Linked DNA regions of Homo sapiens: region 1 is linked to region 2. Evidence: read pairs that join two places in POLR2A ChIA-PET (ENCODE). Cell type or tissue: GM12878. All regions are shown on one strand. Links, peaks and the distances in the headings refer to the core of each region. The heading gives the core; the rest is flanking DNA.

Evidence for each region. Peaks named below come from ENCODE experiments on the same cell type or tissue, not always from the same donor. Only the 100,000 strongest peaks of a DNase experiment are listed, where the experiment ranks them.
Region 1: POLR2A ChIA-PET joins it to region 2 with 5 read pairs; 2 of 35 experiments call an interaction of 5 or more read pairs at or near these places.

What each region holds. Positions count from the first base shown.
Region 1 is chr6:108,278,774-108,285,946 of GRCh38, reverse strand. No RefSeq gene overlaps it. Among named protein-coding and RNA genes, the nearest start is that of AFG1L, 13 kb to the left of the region's middle. RefSeq lists silencers at 944-1,013, 3,479-3,653. In GM12878, for the core only: no CTCF peak of the experiment used is centred there; no DNase peak of the experiment used is centred there.
Region 2 is chr6:108,591,677-108,599,807 of GRCh38, reverse strand. All of the region lies in intron 1 of FOXO3 (forkhead box O3), which reads right to left. Among named protein-coding and RNA genes, the nearest start is that of FOXO3, 35 kb to the right of the region's middle. In GM12878, for the core only: no CTCF peak of the experiment used is centred there; no DNase peak of the experiment used is centred there; H3K4me3 peaks cover 1,011 bases; H3K27ac peaks cover 3,163 bases.

The DNA of each region.
Region 1 (7,173 bases), core at 1,353-5,352, 310 kb after region 2:
AAGATACATAAGAAATTATTTCAGGGGTACAGTGGCTCACGCTGGTAATCTCAGCACTTTGAGAGACAGAGGTGGGAGGCTTGCTTGAGGCCAGGAGTTCAAGACCAGCCTGGGCAACATAACAAGACCCCATCTCTACACTAAATAAATAAATAAATAAATTCACATGGAAACCATTACATAATAACTTCTAGTTTCTACATTCAAGTAGAGTCAAATATCTAGCTTCTAAATTCAAAACATTTGTATTTTAAATATCCTTAACCAAAGATATAACTTAGGTTACTTAATTTATTTTCTTTTCCTTTTTTTTAGAGACAAGATCTCACTCTGTCAACCTAGGCTAAAGTGCAGTGATGCAATCATAGCTCAGTGCAGCCTCAAACTCCTGGGCTCAAGCAATCCTCCTGCCTCAGCCTCCCAAGTAGCTGGCACTATAGGCACTAGGTTACTTAATTTAAACAAACTAAATAAACAAATATACCTAAGTACCTTATTAACTATGAGAAATGTAACTTCTAACCAAGATGTACACACTTCAGTAATACAGATTTATAAATGTGTACAAAGTATAGATTTTGCTACAAGCAGTCCATTTCTTATTCTTTTGCTAACCTTACAACAAAAATCACCTTTTTTCCCCTTTACTGAAACGTTGTTTAACTCATAACTAGAGACTGGCCAAAGACAGAATATTTGAAGCCAAGTCCAGTGCTCAAACCTTTATTTAGTTTCTTTTTTATTATTATTATTTTTTTTGAGATGGGAGTCTCACTCTGTCACCCAGGCTGGAGTGCAATGGCACAGTCTCAGCTCACTGCAACCTCCGCCTCCCAGGTTCAAGCAATTCTCTTGCCTCAGCCTCCTGAGTAGCTGGGACTACAGGTGCGTGCCACCATGCGTGGCTAATTTTTGTATTTTTAGTAGCAACGGGGTTTCACTATGTTGGCCAGGCTGGTCTCAAACTCCTAACCTCGTTCGTGATCTGCCTGCCTCGGCCTCCCAAAGTGCTGGGATTATAGGCGTGAGCTGCCGTGCCCAGCCAGTTTCTTTTTTCTTTTTTTTTTCTTTTTTTTTCTTTCTTTCTTTCTTTTTTCTTTTTTTTTTTTTTTTTTTTTTTTGAGATGGAGTCTTGTTCTGTTGCCCAGGCTAGAGTGCAGTGGTGCAATCTCGGCTCACTGCATTCTCCACCTCCTGGGTTCAAGAGATTCTCCTGCCTCAGCCTCTCGGGTAGCTGGGATTACAGGTGCATGCCAACATGCCTGGCTAATTTTTGTATTTTTAGAAAAGACAGGGTTTCACCATGTTGGCTAGGCTGGTCTTGAACTCCTGACCTCAAGTGATCCTCCTGCCTCGGCCTCCCAATGTGCTGGGATTACAGGTGTGAGCCACCATGCCCAGCCTTTATTTAGTTTCTTACTACTTATTTTCAACAACAAATTAAAATAACTGTTTTTTTTTCAGTTTTGAATATCCTTTTTTAAAAAATTGAATCACATGATAATATATGTGTATTTACCTATGTATTTCTTCCTTATCCAAATTTTGAGAGGGAAAAAAAAGCTTTCCATATATATATTGTAGAGAGTCTTGCTCTGTCACCCAGGCTGGAGTGCAGTGGTGCAATCTCGGCTCACTGCAACCTCCACCTCCTGGGTTCAAGCGATTCTCGTGCCTCAGCCTCCCAAGTAGCTGGGACTACAGGCGTGCACCACCACTCCCGGCTAATTTTTGTATTTTTAGTAGAGACGGGGTTTCACCATGTTGGCCAGGCTGGTCTCAAACTCCTGACCTCAAGTGATCCACCCGCCTCAGCCTCCCAAAGTGCTGGGATTACCAGCATGAGCCACTGCACCCGGCCACCATCCTCCCTTTAAAAATAGCAACAAACCCCAACTAATACTAACGTTCCCCAATTGGACACACAAACTTGGAATCTGGGAATCATCACCTAGTTTCTCTTCCTCATCCCTCCTATCCAGTCCTTCACCAAATATGATTAAATCCATCCGTTACCACTGGGTCTCCCTCTTGTCTTTCAGAGGCTGATGCAGTCATCTCCCAACTCTAGCTCTGGCTGTTTCCCCTCCACACCATACTGCTGTCAGATGCATCTTTCCAAAGATGTCACCTATCTGACTACGATCCTTCACAGTTTCTAAATTTGCAGTGCCTCCCTACTGTCTGCAGAATGAAGTACAATTTCTTTATTATGGACCTTTTAGAAAATCAATATCTGGCTCTGCCTACCTTACCATCCTCTCAGATCACTCAAATAATTTATACTCAGAAAGCAACATATCATGGGTGATTTACCAAGCATCTTATTTGTTTACATGCACCTTTGTATATATTATTCTAGAAAAACTGGTAAACTAATCCCATCCACCCACTGGACACCCCCCCCCTTTATTTCCTATGAATGTTCTGTTGGTTTTTACTAATATTTGAAAAATCAGTGCAGTAGCTCACGCCTATAATTCCAGTGCTTTGGGAGGCTGAGGTGGGAGGATCAATTGAGGCCAGGTTCAAGATATTTTTTAAATTAGAAAAAAAAAATTTGGCTAGGCACAATGGCTCACGCCTGTAATCCTAGCACTTTGGAAGCCGAGATGGATGGATCACCTGAGGTCAGGAGCTCAAGACCAGCCTGGCCAACATGGTGAAACCCCGTCTCTACAAAAATACAAAATAAATTAGCCGGGCATGATGGCCGGTGCCTCTAATCCCTGCCACTAGGGAGGCTGAGGCATGAGAATTGCTTCAACCCAGGAAGCGGAGGTTGCAGTGAGCCAAGATCACACCATTGCACTCCAGCCTGGGTGACAGAGCGAGACTCCACCTCAAAAAAAAAAAAAAGAAAGGAAAGAAAATTTTAATAAAAATAATTACCCAAGCTATCAATTGACTTTTAATATTTTCAAGGCAACTTTAAGAATGTTCCAGCTTTAGGCCAGGTGCAGTGGCTCATGCCTGCAATCCCAGCACTTCGGGAGGCCGAGGCAGGTGGATCATTTGAGGTCAAGAGTTCAAGACCAGTCTGACCAACATAGTGAAACTCCATCTCTACTAAAAATACAAAACTTAGCTGGGCGTGGTGGCATGTGCCTGTAATCCCAGCTACTCATGAGGCTGAGGCAGGAGAATTGCTTGAGCCGAGATCGTGCCATTGCACTCCAGCCTGGGTGACAGAGCGAGACTCTGTCTCAAAAAAATTAAAAAAAGAATGTTCCAGGTTTAATACTGCAATATGTATTTAGTATCCATCATTACATGTACATTATATACTGCATACTACTATTGATATTCAGCCTTAATGAATACATTTATTTTAAGATCCTCAAGGGGGCTGGGCACATTGTGGCTCATGCCTGTAACCCTACCACTTTGGGAGGCTGAGCTGGAGGATTGCTGAGGCCAGGAATTTGAGATCAGCCTAGGCAACATAGCAAGACCCCATCTCCACAAAAAATGCTTTTAAAAAGTAGCCAAGTATGATGACGTCCACCTGTAGTCCCAGCTACTCAGGAGGCTGAGGTGGGAGGATTTCTTGAGCCCGGGAGGTCAAGGCTGTAGTGAGCTGTTTTCAAGCCACTCCATTCCAGGTTGAGCAACAGGGTAAGACCCTGTCTCAATTAAAACAAACGAACAAACAAACAAAAAAACTCCATGATTCTGAGAGATACAGTAAGTGACTTGTCCAATATAATACAGCTACTATACCTTCTTGAAGTTAACTGAATGGTAATGGAAATAACCCTTAAACAAGATCAACAGATAGACAAAAAGTAGACCATGCCACATAATACTTTGATTGCTGTTCATTGATAGTCATGACCAATCTAGTTTTGTTGATTGGTTAGTTGGATTTAATGAGATGCAACCAGGCAAACAAATTGAGTGTTTTTCAGTTCTATAGACCACTTATTTAGAGAAACTGAAGTTGGCCTAAAATGTAGCCAATCTTCAAAACTCAAAGATGCCATGATAAAAGTATATGAATTCATTTGTTTATAAGTATAGTACTTGCTCCAGGTGACTACACTCAAACTTAGCCGTGATTTGGCCTAGACTTCAACGAAATCAGCTGGTTTTTGTTTTGTTTTTCAAATGGACATCTTGAGATTACTTGGATAAGATTTAAATCAAGTTAAACTTTATTTACCCAACTTTACTGATAATGAAGAAATTCTCAAGTAAGACTCTCTAGGTGATAAAACCTGAATAATTTTTAGTCTGGACATATCTAATTCAAGGAGTATTCCTTCCAAAGCTGAGTGTCTCCTGCCAAAACCAGAACTGGAGAAAACTGAGGGACCAGATGAGGAAAGTGTCATGAAACCTCTAATGTCTATACACACCAATTGTAAGGGCCCAATTTTCCCAGCATGCCTCTCACTTAGCCCAAGCAATTCTCATCAATTTCAAAGGGAGAATTGTGCATCCACAGATACGAGTTTGCAGTATCCAGGGCTTACTCGGCCGGAATAGATACTATAAATTATGTTACCAGACTTCATTTTTTTAAGCCAAATCAACCCAGCTGGATTTTCAACCTTTAGTTCTTAAAAATAATCAGCTGTCCCTTAAAATATCAAATCTGCTTGGCTTTATTTCACACATCAATCTTGTTGATTACCTAGGATAAGTCATAGTTTAGGTTGATATGCAAAACATGTAATGTAGCTGTATACTTTAGTACCATGTAGCTTTATAGTACCAAATCACCAAAATTTTTTCTGGAGGTAATTTTATGCATAGCAAAGAGAGAAGCAGGAGACATAATTTCACATGTTTGCTGTTTAACAATATTTTAAAACATATAATTCTGTTTACAAGTGTAGTTTTTCAGCTTTAATTTGATACTTTACTACCAGGTAAATTATCTTTTAATGTAATTACTTCTATATAATAATTATGATCTTCAAAGTCTGCAAAGTGATTAAAGGGTATTTTCTAGGAAATAGATTTCTGTATTTAAATTATGCAGTTTTTCTGCTTATGGTTTTGGTATTATACCTAATTTATTGTTTTCATTATTATTATTATTACTATTATTAAATACTTATTAAATAGCATGTATAGCGATAGACCTTTACAAATATCTAAGACTTTAGGTCTAAAATGTTTTTAATCACAGATTTTTAAAGTTGACACAAGTATATCCCCATTATCGTTTTTTTTAGCACTTATTAGTTTTGACTCACTAGCATGTTATACACATCAGCACCTGTGCCCATTTAGCAAAGAATTTCAGTACAAATCACTCTGAATTGAATAGACATCTCTAAGAAGCATTACAATTGTTGCAATATTTTTAGAAACTGAAACAAGGAAATAAACAACTTCAGTAAAAGTGATTTAAATAACAAATAACGTGTCTTTATAAACAGCTTATCTCCTTGAGAACAAAGAATAAACAAGGAGACAAGGGCTTTTTTTTCTTCCACTATTAAAGCAGATCACAATATGAATGGGTGAAATGTCATGAATAATTGGAGAAAATCACAGAGTAATCTTCGACAAAAACATCTGATTTATTTAAATTGTCACTGTTTGTCTTATTAGAACCTTTATTTAACCTTGTTATCCACAATGCAGTATTCAAGCTGGTTTATCAAAAATATACTTTGGAACTAACCATATTTTGAAAATTTTGACTTTCTCAAATGCAAGCTATGGTAATATAAACCTCTCATGGTAACTGTTCTACTTCAGACCTAATTAATTGACATTGCATTGAACTGAAATGCCTACGAAAACCAATGTTTTGAATCTAAAACAATAGTAAGTCAAACAGTTCAAACATTCTATCAATAGATTTAAGCTCAGGTTTCTGGTCAAGAGAATCATCAATTCCATTATTAGATTCACCTAGATATAACATTCATTCACTATCCTCAGCTAACAAACCCAGCCAAACACCACCAAAGCCACTCCTTATTGTGGGACTCAAGGTCTCATTTTCAACCATGTTCTTTCTTTCTTGATAAACTCATTTCCTCATTGACTTCTACACAGATTCCAGGTATTTCAGAGCTTACCAAGTTTCCGGCGCTGTTCCAACTGTCTTACAAATACTAACTCTTTCAATCCTCATAACACCCTGTGAATTAGGTACTATTATTGTCCCCATTTTATACATGAAGAAATGGAGACACAGACATGTAAAATAACTTGCCTAAGGTTACACAGCTACTAAGCCCATCTCTACCAACCCTTGATTAAATAGAATTGATTTGCTTATAGTACTGTCTTCAAACCAGACAGATTTATATAAAATATAAAATTCTAGGCTGGGTGCCGTGGCTCACATCTGTAATCCCAGCACTTTGGGAGGATGAGGCAGGGGATCACCTGAGGTCGGGAGTTCAAGACCAGCCTGGCCAACATGATGAAACCCCATCTCTACTAAAAATACAAAAAAAAAAAAAAAAAATTAGCCAGGCATGGTCGTGGGTTCCTGTAATCTCAGCTACTCAGGGGGCTGAGGCAGGAGAATTGCTTGAACCCAGGAGGAAGAGGTTGCAGTGAGTTGAGATTGCACCACTGCACTCCAGCCTGGGCAACAAGAGCAAAACTCCATCTCAAAATAAAAAAATTATAGCCAAGAAATAATTTATAATATAAAAGCAAAGTATACCAGGATAGTGATATGCACATCATGCTATTATTCACAATGGACTGAAGAGATTAGAGAAAGCAAAGCAGTATATGAAGAGCTCTGTAGTCTAACATTAAATAAATTAAGTTATGGCAGGGAGGTGGGGTGAGGGGTAGATGAGAAAGAAGAGAAAAACATGTCTCAGAGGTATGAGCCCAAGTAATTAGATAAGTAATGATAATATTTGCAGCAGAAAGGATGTAAATATTGGCAAATGCTTGGGGGTAGATGGGATTAGACTGACTTCAGACAAGTTGAGCTTTATTTAGTGAGTAGGATAACAAACAGAAATAGCATGTGGGTGCCTGTGTGAGCATGTGATGTGATAGGTGGCAAAAATTATAATGATATTCTCATACTTAGGTTGAGGTAATTAAAGTTTTGGGAATATTGGACAGCTTAGTACACCAAGCCTTGTCTGGCCGGCCTGGTCAGACGCTCTACCAAACCCAACCCATGGGTTCCTGACAAATATACCTCCTGTGAGGATGTGTAAATGAAAAGCTAGA
Region 2 (8,131 bases), core at 2,408-6,407:
ATAGAATTTGTCTGAAGAAATGGGATGGCCCTTAACAGAAACGATGATATATGGTGGATGTGGGGTGGGCTTGCTTCTCAGATACTTACTCTGAAGCATTTCTAAGTTTGTGAGGCAGATTTTTAATAACTAAGATTTTTTCTTAAAGGAGAATGGGAGAAAGATTTTAGAAAATGAGATCATTTGCAGTCAGAAGTTGGCACACTGAGCCCGGGAAAGCCTCTATGGCTTACCATAATGGAAAAGACCACGAAGAAGCATGTTTGTGGAAACACAACCCTCTCACTGAGCCCCAGGGCAAGGCACATACTAAGTGAGGGGTCATTATAAGAAGCATTATGAAAATCCCATCATCTTCAACTATGCTGCTTCCTAAATACAATGTTGAGCACCGTTCAAATAAGAAATAATGTATTCAAAATATAAATCCACAAACTACACACATATACAACATTCTAGACATAGGTGAGAGCTGAGATGTATAAAAATATATTTCTTGGTCTTAGATAAGCAACAAAGTTAATACCTAGCAAGATTTTTTAATTTTAATAAATTAGCCTATCTTAAAGAAAATCCCAATAAAAAGGTTATGTTTTTAAAGAGCAGACCCAACCCTGTTTCAATTCAGAAGGGTCATTTACTTATTAACAGGAATAATAACAGAGTGAAAGGAAGGTGGAGGACAGGGAATAAAAAACAGCTTGCTCTCACAAAGTTACTCTGGTCTAGGAATAAAAACAGCTCTCATCCCATTTTCTAGAACTCTGTATACATCTCAAGTTTCCTATGTAATAAGTGTTAGCAATCTTTTTATTAGTTGCATAAAAAAAGAAAAGGGAAAGAGAAAGAATATGCCCAGACAAGAATTAGAGAAACTCCTTGCCGGCCATCATGCTAAGTCAGCATGAAGGAGGTGAGGGGTATACAGACACCCCTGCCCTGGGTGGGCAGTCTCCAATGACCACCAGGTCAAGGAGTTATCAACCATCCACATCTTGCCATACAAAGCAATGCCCTGGGTAGGCATTCCTGGAAGCCATTTGTCTGCCAAACCAATGTCATGAATGAGAGGCTTCCCAGAACACATTCAGAATTCTTCCCTAAATTTTTGTTTCCATGATGGTGAATTTCCAGTAAGTCAATCATCATAAAATGTGTAACACTCCCCTCCCCACAACAAAATCTGTACAGCCCCAGACCTTTTAAAATTTTGTTTCTGACTCATGTTGTGCGTAACTTTGTTCAAGAGAAAGCTCTAGATTTTTTTTCCCTCCATTTCCCACCAGGGCCCAGCACAGACAGCTGGTTCAGAGCAATGGGTCAGTGCGTGCCAGTGGTTCTTTTTTATGTATCCTGCTTGTGGTTGCCTCAGTTCAGTTTATCACTCAGCAACTGCTTGGTAATCCCCTGTCATCCCCACCCTACAAATGTCCCTATCAGCAGAGCTGGGTAGCAACAAGTCAGCAGAATTCAGCTAATCCATTCCTCCTCTAGGGCTGAGGTGACTCAAGTTGATGAAGAAACTACCAAGGAACAAATTCTACAAAGAACAGAAAGATGCACAGGGATTTTCCCCTCCCCAATTGAGGGAGATGGAAGAGGGGACAGTAGGGAGGAAGAAGGCAAAGATTAAAGCAGAGAGAACCCACAGTGTTGTACATTATTAACTGCATGGGAACTATATCCTTAATGGAAAACACATGACCCACTAAATCACTGGAACCTCAAACTCCGTGAGAGGAATTTTGTTTTTATTAAGTTTTTTCTTGCTTGCTTTAATCTGAATGTTCATCAATTCTAGCTTAGAATTTATGGGTTTAAAAGACACTATTTAACAAATATATATAGCTTCAACAGAGGGAAAAGAATCGCTAATTTTAAAACACCAAAAGCATGAATTCTAATTTTAGTACCTTTTAGTACTACAATAGGTGGCGTGTGATGAACTCTGTGATACATCTCAAGAGTCAGGCAGACCTAAGTGCTTATTACAAATTAGAGGAAACATGAAATAGCTCTGTTTGTTCCTGAAATAGCTCTCTGGCTACCTCACATGCTGCAGCTGGACACAGCCACATACAGGTCTACAGTATGAGTTACCAAAGCCTGCAGACGTCAGTATAAAAAAGTTATTGAAACATATTAAAACATGGAGTACCTAACCCCATGGACTCTGGAGACTGGTAACGCAATGTGTAATGGAATCAAAGTACCCTTTTGCCCTGTATTGACAGCTTAAATTTAGCCAACAGAATCCATAATTTCACATAGTCATTATCCATTTGTTAGGTACAAATACCACAAGGCAGCATGGGGATGTTCTGATCCAATTAAAAAAAAAGCACAATCATTCTGTTTAATAAGAAAGCAATTTCTCTTAAATGAGCATCCTCATAGCTGAAAAGAAAGATGCCTTCCACATTCAGAATCATAAGCAATTTCTTTGTGCTTAAGCCTATTACCCATTCTCAGCCTGGTGTGCTTCTGGATTTAATGGGGACAGAGAAGTTGAAAAGAGTAAATCTCTGGGGTGACACTGTTTCTAATGGCTCAAGGGGACACTCTTAGGTCTGGCTCTCTTTCTCATCTAGCCATGGAAACAACTTATACAACCTCTGAGCTGATGTGTCTCTAACATAGCCCAATGGCATCACCCACATTCTGGCACTTCCCTTTTGGGACAAGTTAAGACACAACTGTATGGCCAAGTTCTGTTCTCACTTAGCTGCTGCCATCTCCAGAGTAAATTTTCTCTCCAGTCCTTTGGGATTTTCTCTGCTTATTGTGGTTCAAGATACCATCCACACTTCAGACTCTAAAGAGTTAGATAAGACTCTAGTTTATTTAGTCCAACAGTTTATTTCCCAAAGTATGTTCTGCTGATAACTGTTTTCTGTTAAAAAAAAGAAAAAAGAAAAAAAAAGCATCCCTTTGAGCTGCAACTGTTTGGGATATGATGGATTAAACAATATAAAACAGGTTTCTTTACTGCAGGACTTATGGGCTTCAGTCTGCTGGTACGCATCCTGAAGTCCCTAAAGGGTGACAGTGTATATTAAGTATTTTCCAGATCCTTTTTTTAAACCACAGATCACTTTTTAAACACAGTGTGTAATTAGGCTAGTGTTCTGGATTCTCCCAAATTGCCTGTAACTTTGCCTATGGACAGGTACACATTTATTTACCTTCCACTTTCCTCTAAATGTTGCTTCTTAGTGACCCATCTCCGATTTCCATTTCCTGCTTAAACTTTCTCATTCCCTTGGCAAACAAATGTTTTCCTTCCCTACTTACAAAACATACTAGAGGAGATGTTCATTCAACAACCCATAACTTTTCAAGTAATCTGGACATTTTCCCCTCTATACCTCTGAGTCCACATTACTACTTTTACTTTGAACTTTTTTTTTTTTTTTTTTTTTTTTCATTTAGGCCATTAACCAGGAGTCCATGGATGGGACTTAGTGGGTCCATAAGCCCCTGAAATCATATCCAAATCACATGCAAAATGTCTTAGGTAACCACATTTTTCTAGAGATCAGGCAACACACATTTCCTCAAACAGGTCCATTATTCCTCAAAAACCACTGGGAAACAATAACAAAAATAGTACTATAAAAATGTTTTCAATGCTAAGGGATAATAGGATGGGGAAGAGAAAGGTAGAAAATAAAGCATTTGACCTTCATGGTAAAATAATGCACACTGACAGGTTATAAGCTTTGGGGGCATTCCTCAAAATAAAGAAACATTTCAGGAAGAAAAAAATATGAATGGAAAGTTTAAACAAAACGGACAAGAAGGAAGCAGTATCTGGGCAGTCTGACAGAATGAAGGGGACCAGGGCCTGCCACCATTAAAATATTTCTTACTGAATCTCAAAATATTCTATACTTGGCCCATTAATGTAAAAAGTCCATTTCTGGCAGAATTATCAAACTCATCACTAACAAGGTAAATTGGCAGCTTGGCATTTGAACACCATCAGGCCCCTCATAACCACGTGCAAACACAGAGGTCACTAATTTCATGTTGTGTGCAAAAAAACTCCCTTAGACAGAAGTGACTTAAAACAGGAGAGGAGATTTTATCCTAAAGTCTTAGGAATGGGAAATGTAGGAAGGCAGATTTTATATGGTTTTTGCTTTCTTTGATCCTTTCTTTTCAAGGGTAAACAATCTATCTTTAGGATTTGTATTAACAAATCGCCTTCCTTCCAGAAACATACACTTCTATGAGAGAGAACATAAAATAATAAAAGTTACAGAAACTACAAAAACTTATGTAAATGGTCTCAATGAAAGGGCAAAGGGGTCCCCTGTACCCAGTACCTTTGCCGAGTTATTAAAAAATGAAAACTTTGTTGCATTTCTTACAAAACAATGAGTATGCTTGGGAAATGAATTCAATATCATAAGCCCCAAACTTTTTCTATGTATCACTAAATTTAGCTTAAGCTGAAGAAGGGAGAGGTCACAGTTACAATGAAAAGTTTTTTCTCTCTACCTCCTCCTTCAGAAGTACTTCCCAGTATTTCCGAAAATTCAATTTGCATTCCACATCACTACCTAAAAACACAATTATGCTCATACCTCTCATAAGCTCAACAGAAATAAGAATGTTTTAGGCCTCGACAACCTGTAGCTTGATGAGTTTTTGCAAAATCCAGCTGCTTGTGGGAGGGGGAGCAGAAAGAGTAGAAGTCACACCTGGGAGGGAAAAATCTATCCTTGAATACAACATTAATATTAGGAGGATAAACTGAAATCTGAGCCTAGTGTTGTTTGGGGAACCACCATGAAAATACTTTGGATTATAAGCATCTCCACCAAAATCACACATTGTCCCTGACACGTAGGTACCAACGTGCTGAAAAGGTTGCATAAGCACATAAAGGAAGGGAGAGCTGCCTACAAAACTTTGCTTAGGTGTAGCCCATTCTTATCTCACAGCATAGGGACTGGCAGGAGTCATGTTTGGAAAGAGCTGGAGCTGTGCCACATTCAACAAGGCCCGATTTGGGGATGAATGGGCATGCCAGTGCCTAGCCATTCTGCCCTACACCTACTGGGTCACTGAGACACACCAGACCCACAGGGCCATGGGGCACAAGGGGTCCGGAAAGACCAGGGCCACTCCCTGCAAGGCAGACCTGAGATTTGCCACCTATATTTTTAGAGTTCAAAAAGCAGCAAAACAAAACAACATGGCCCAAGCAAGCCCAAAAGAAGCATTAGCGGGAGGTAAAGGTGGGAGGGAGAGGTGGCTGAGGCAGGGAAGGAGGGAAGAAAATGCTGCATGCCTCTGACCTTAGAAAAACCCTGGGAACTCTCCTCCTGCTGCCTTGGTCCATGGGGCTGGATCATACCTTTATTCTACAAATAAGAAACCAAAACTACTATGTTAACTTCACAGTTTTGTTTTCTTTATTTGGCTTCCAAACCTTAGGAGTATGAAATCAACCTTTTATTCTACAACTCTCCCTAAAAGAGGAAGGAGAAGAACAGGGACTCTCCTTTTTTTCTCTAAAGTTATTAACCCGTTTTCATCTTTTTGCAAACAAACTTCAGTTAAAACTTAAGTCAAATTTAAACATCTCAAGCTGCCCTTTTCCTTCTACTTAAAATTAATTCCACAACTTTTGGGGGAGGGAAAAACAAGAAACAGGAAAAAGAATATCAGCACACAGCTTTCTGCCATCTTCTCCTCACTGCTTTGGTAGTTTTAAGAAACCTCAAAGTTTACACAAACACAAAGCCAAAAGATGTCCAAAAGAAATACACAGCAAAGGCCGGTCACGGTGGCTCACACCTGTAATTCCAGGACTTTGGGAGGCCGAGGCGGGTAGATCACCTGAGGTCAGGCGTTCAAGACCAACCCTGCCAAGATGGTGAAACTCCATCTCTACTAAAAAGGTACAAAAATTAGCTGGTTGTGGTGGCACATGCCTGTAATCCCAGCTACTCGGGAGGCTGAGGCAGGAGAATCACTTGAACCCAGGAGACAGAGGTTGCAGTGAGCCAAGATTGAGCCACTGCACTCCAGACTGGGTGACAGGGCGAGACTACATCTCAAAAAAAAAAAAAAAAAAAAAAGAAGAAGAAAAGAAAAGAAAAATACACAGCAAGGCGGCCGGGTTCAGTGGCTCACACCTGTAATCCCAGCATTTTGGGAGGCTGAGGCAGGAGGATCACTTGAGGCCAGGAGTTAGAGACCAACCTGGCCAACATGGTGAAACCCCATCTCTACTACAAATATAAAAATGAGCTGGGTATGGTGGCAGGCACCTGTAATCCCAGCTACTCATGAGGCTGAAGCAGGAGAATCACTTGAACCCAGGTGGCAGAGGTTACAGTGAGCTAAGATCGTGCCACTGCACTCCAGCCAGAGCGAGACTCCATCTCAAAAAAAAAAAGAAAAAAGAAATACACAGCAAAGGAAAAAATTAATATTTACTTTTCCTTCTCCCACCAATTATTTAGCTTTCCTTAAGCCCAATTAACCTGACACAACCTTTTCTCACTCTTTCAAGCTCATCTATTTAAAAAATAGTACTACCTAAAATATCTGCACACCCTATTTCACAATCTTTTGATAAACTAGGAAATAAAAGAACATCTTGTTACTATAAACGTGTAATCCTCCCTTCTAAGAAAAAACACTTGTACCAAGTCCAGCTAACATGATCCATTAAGAACAACTAGTTCTTTCTTACAGGCTAACACTGACTAGACATGGAGAACTTGAACTTTAAAAATAAATACTCAACAATATTCCCAACATCTAGATGTTCAAACTGCTCACTAAATTATGCATTCCTAAGCACGCATCCATCTCTCTGTGGACACACCAGGAAAACGTCTCTCTAAATTATAACAGGATTGAGATAAAGACTGGAGAGCAATGAGTGCACTAAGAATCATCCTCCTCCCCTTAAGCACTCAATTACCACGTGCACCAACCATTCTTAGCGCCCTCCCAACCAATGGCTTCTCAGAGACTCTGAAACCACAACAAATGTGCAACCCGAAGCCACAGCTGTGGCCGACAAATGCCAGAAGCAAAATTCATGACACTTTATTTCAGTATTCGCACAGAAGCTTGGACAGGTGTGAGGAAGCATGGTACAATGATCTGAGGAACACCCAGCCTCTTCCCACACACACTCAAGCTTCCACCACACCTCCATTCCAGAAAACCACCAGAACCCCTACTTAAAAAATAATTTGAAGTGAATTTAAAATGCATTCTTGCTTATGACTAACAAGAACTGTGAGGTTCCTGAAAGCCAAGAACTTCTATTGCTCAAATCATGGAGCTAGGAGGAAGGCAGATGAGATGCAAAGTCTCCTAAGTGATGACGAATAAAGGAGTAACTGAAGAAATGTGAACACAAAGGGCATAGCTTACAATACTGTAAAAACTGGCGTAAATGGACTATTTGGCCTTAAGTTACACAAAAAATTCCAACCACAGCCTTTTCTAACCCCTTTTTTCGGTTCAAATCAACTTTATGAGGTGTAACTTACATACAAAAAACTGCACCCATTTTAAGCATATGCTTACACGAATTTGGGCAAATATATTTACACCAGTGTAAGCACCACCACAATTAAGATATAAAACATTTCATATTTCCCTGAAAAGTTCCCTTCTGCCCTTTTGCAGTCAACCTCCTCCAATCCCCATCACCCCTGGCAATCGCTGATCTGCTTCCTGTTGCCATAAGTTAGTTTTGCCTTTTCTAGAATTCCACAGAAATGGAATCAAACAATAGTTACTCTCCTGTTCAGGCATTTTTCTCTCACAATGTTTTTGACATTCATCCATGCTATGTATCTGTGGCGTGTTCCTTCTTATTGTAGAGCAGTATTCCCTTTGTACTGACATGTCACTATTTTCCAAACTTTTTTTTTTTTTTAACTAAAAAGAGGGTGGTGCTTAGCTTTAAAACAAATACATAAAACTTCCTAAGGATACTGTAATATTTTTCTCTCAAAGTAATCAGAACTTATAAGTAACTTTGCATAAAGTACAATCCCAAAATCTCGGCTTCAGAAACACGAAGTTTTGTTTTGTGTCACCTCCCTATACAATAACTGGCTCAATCAAATGGAAAGAAAAACGATAA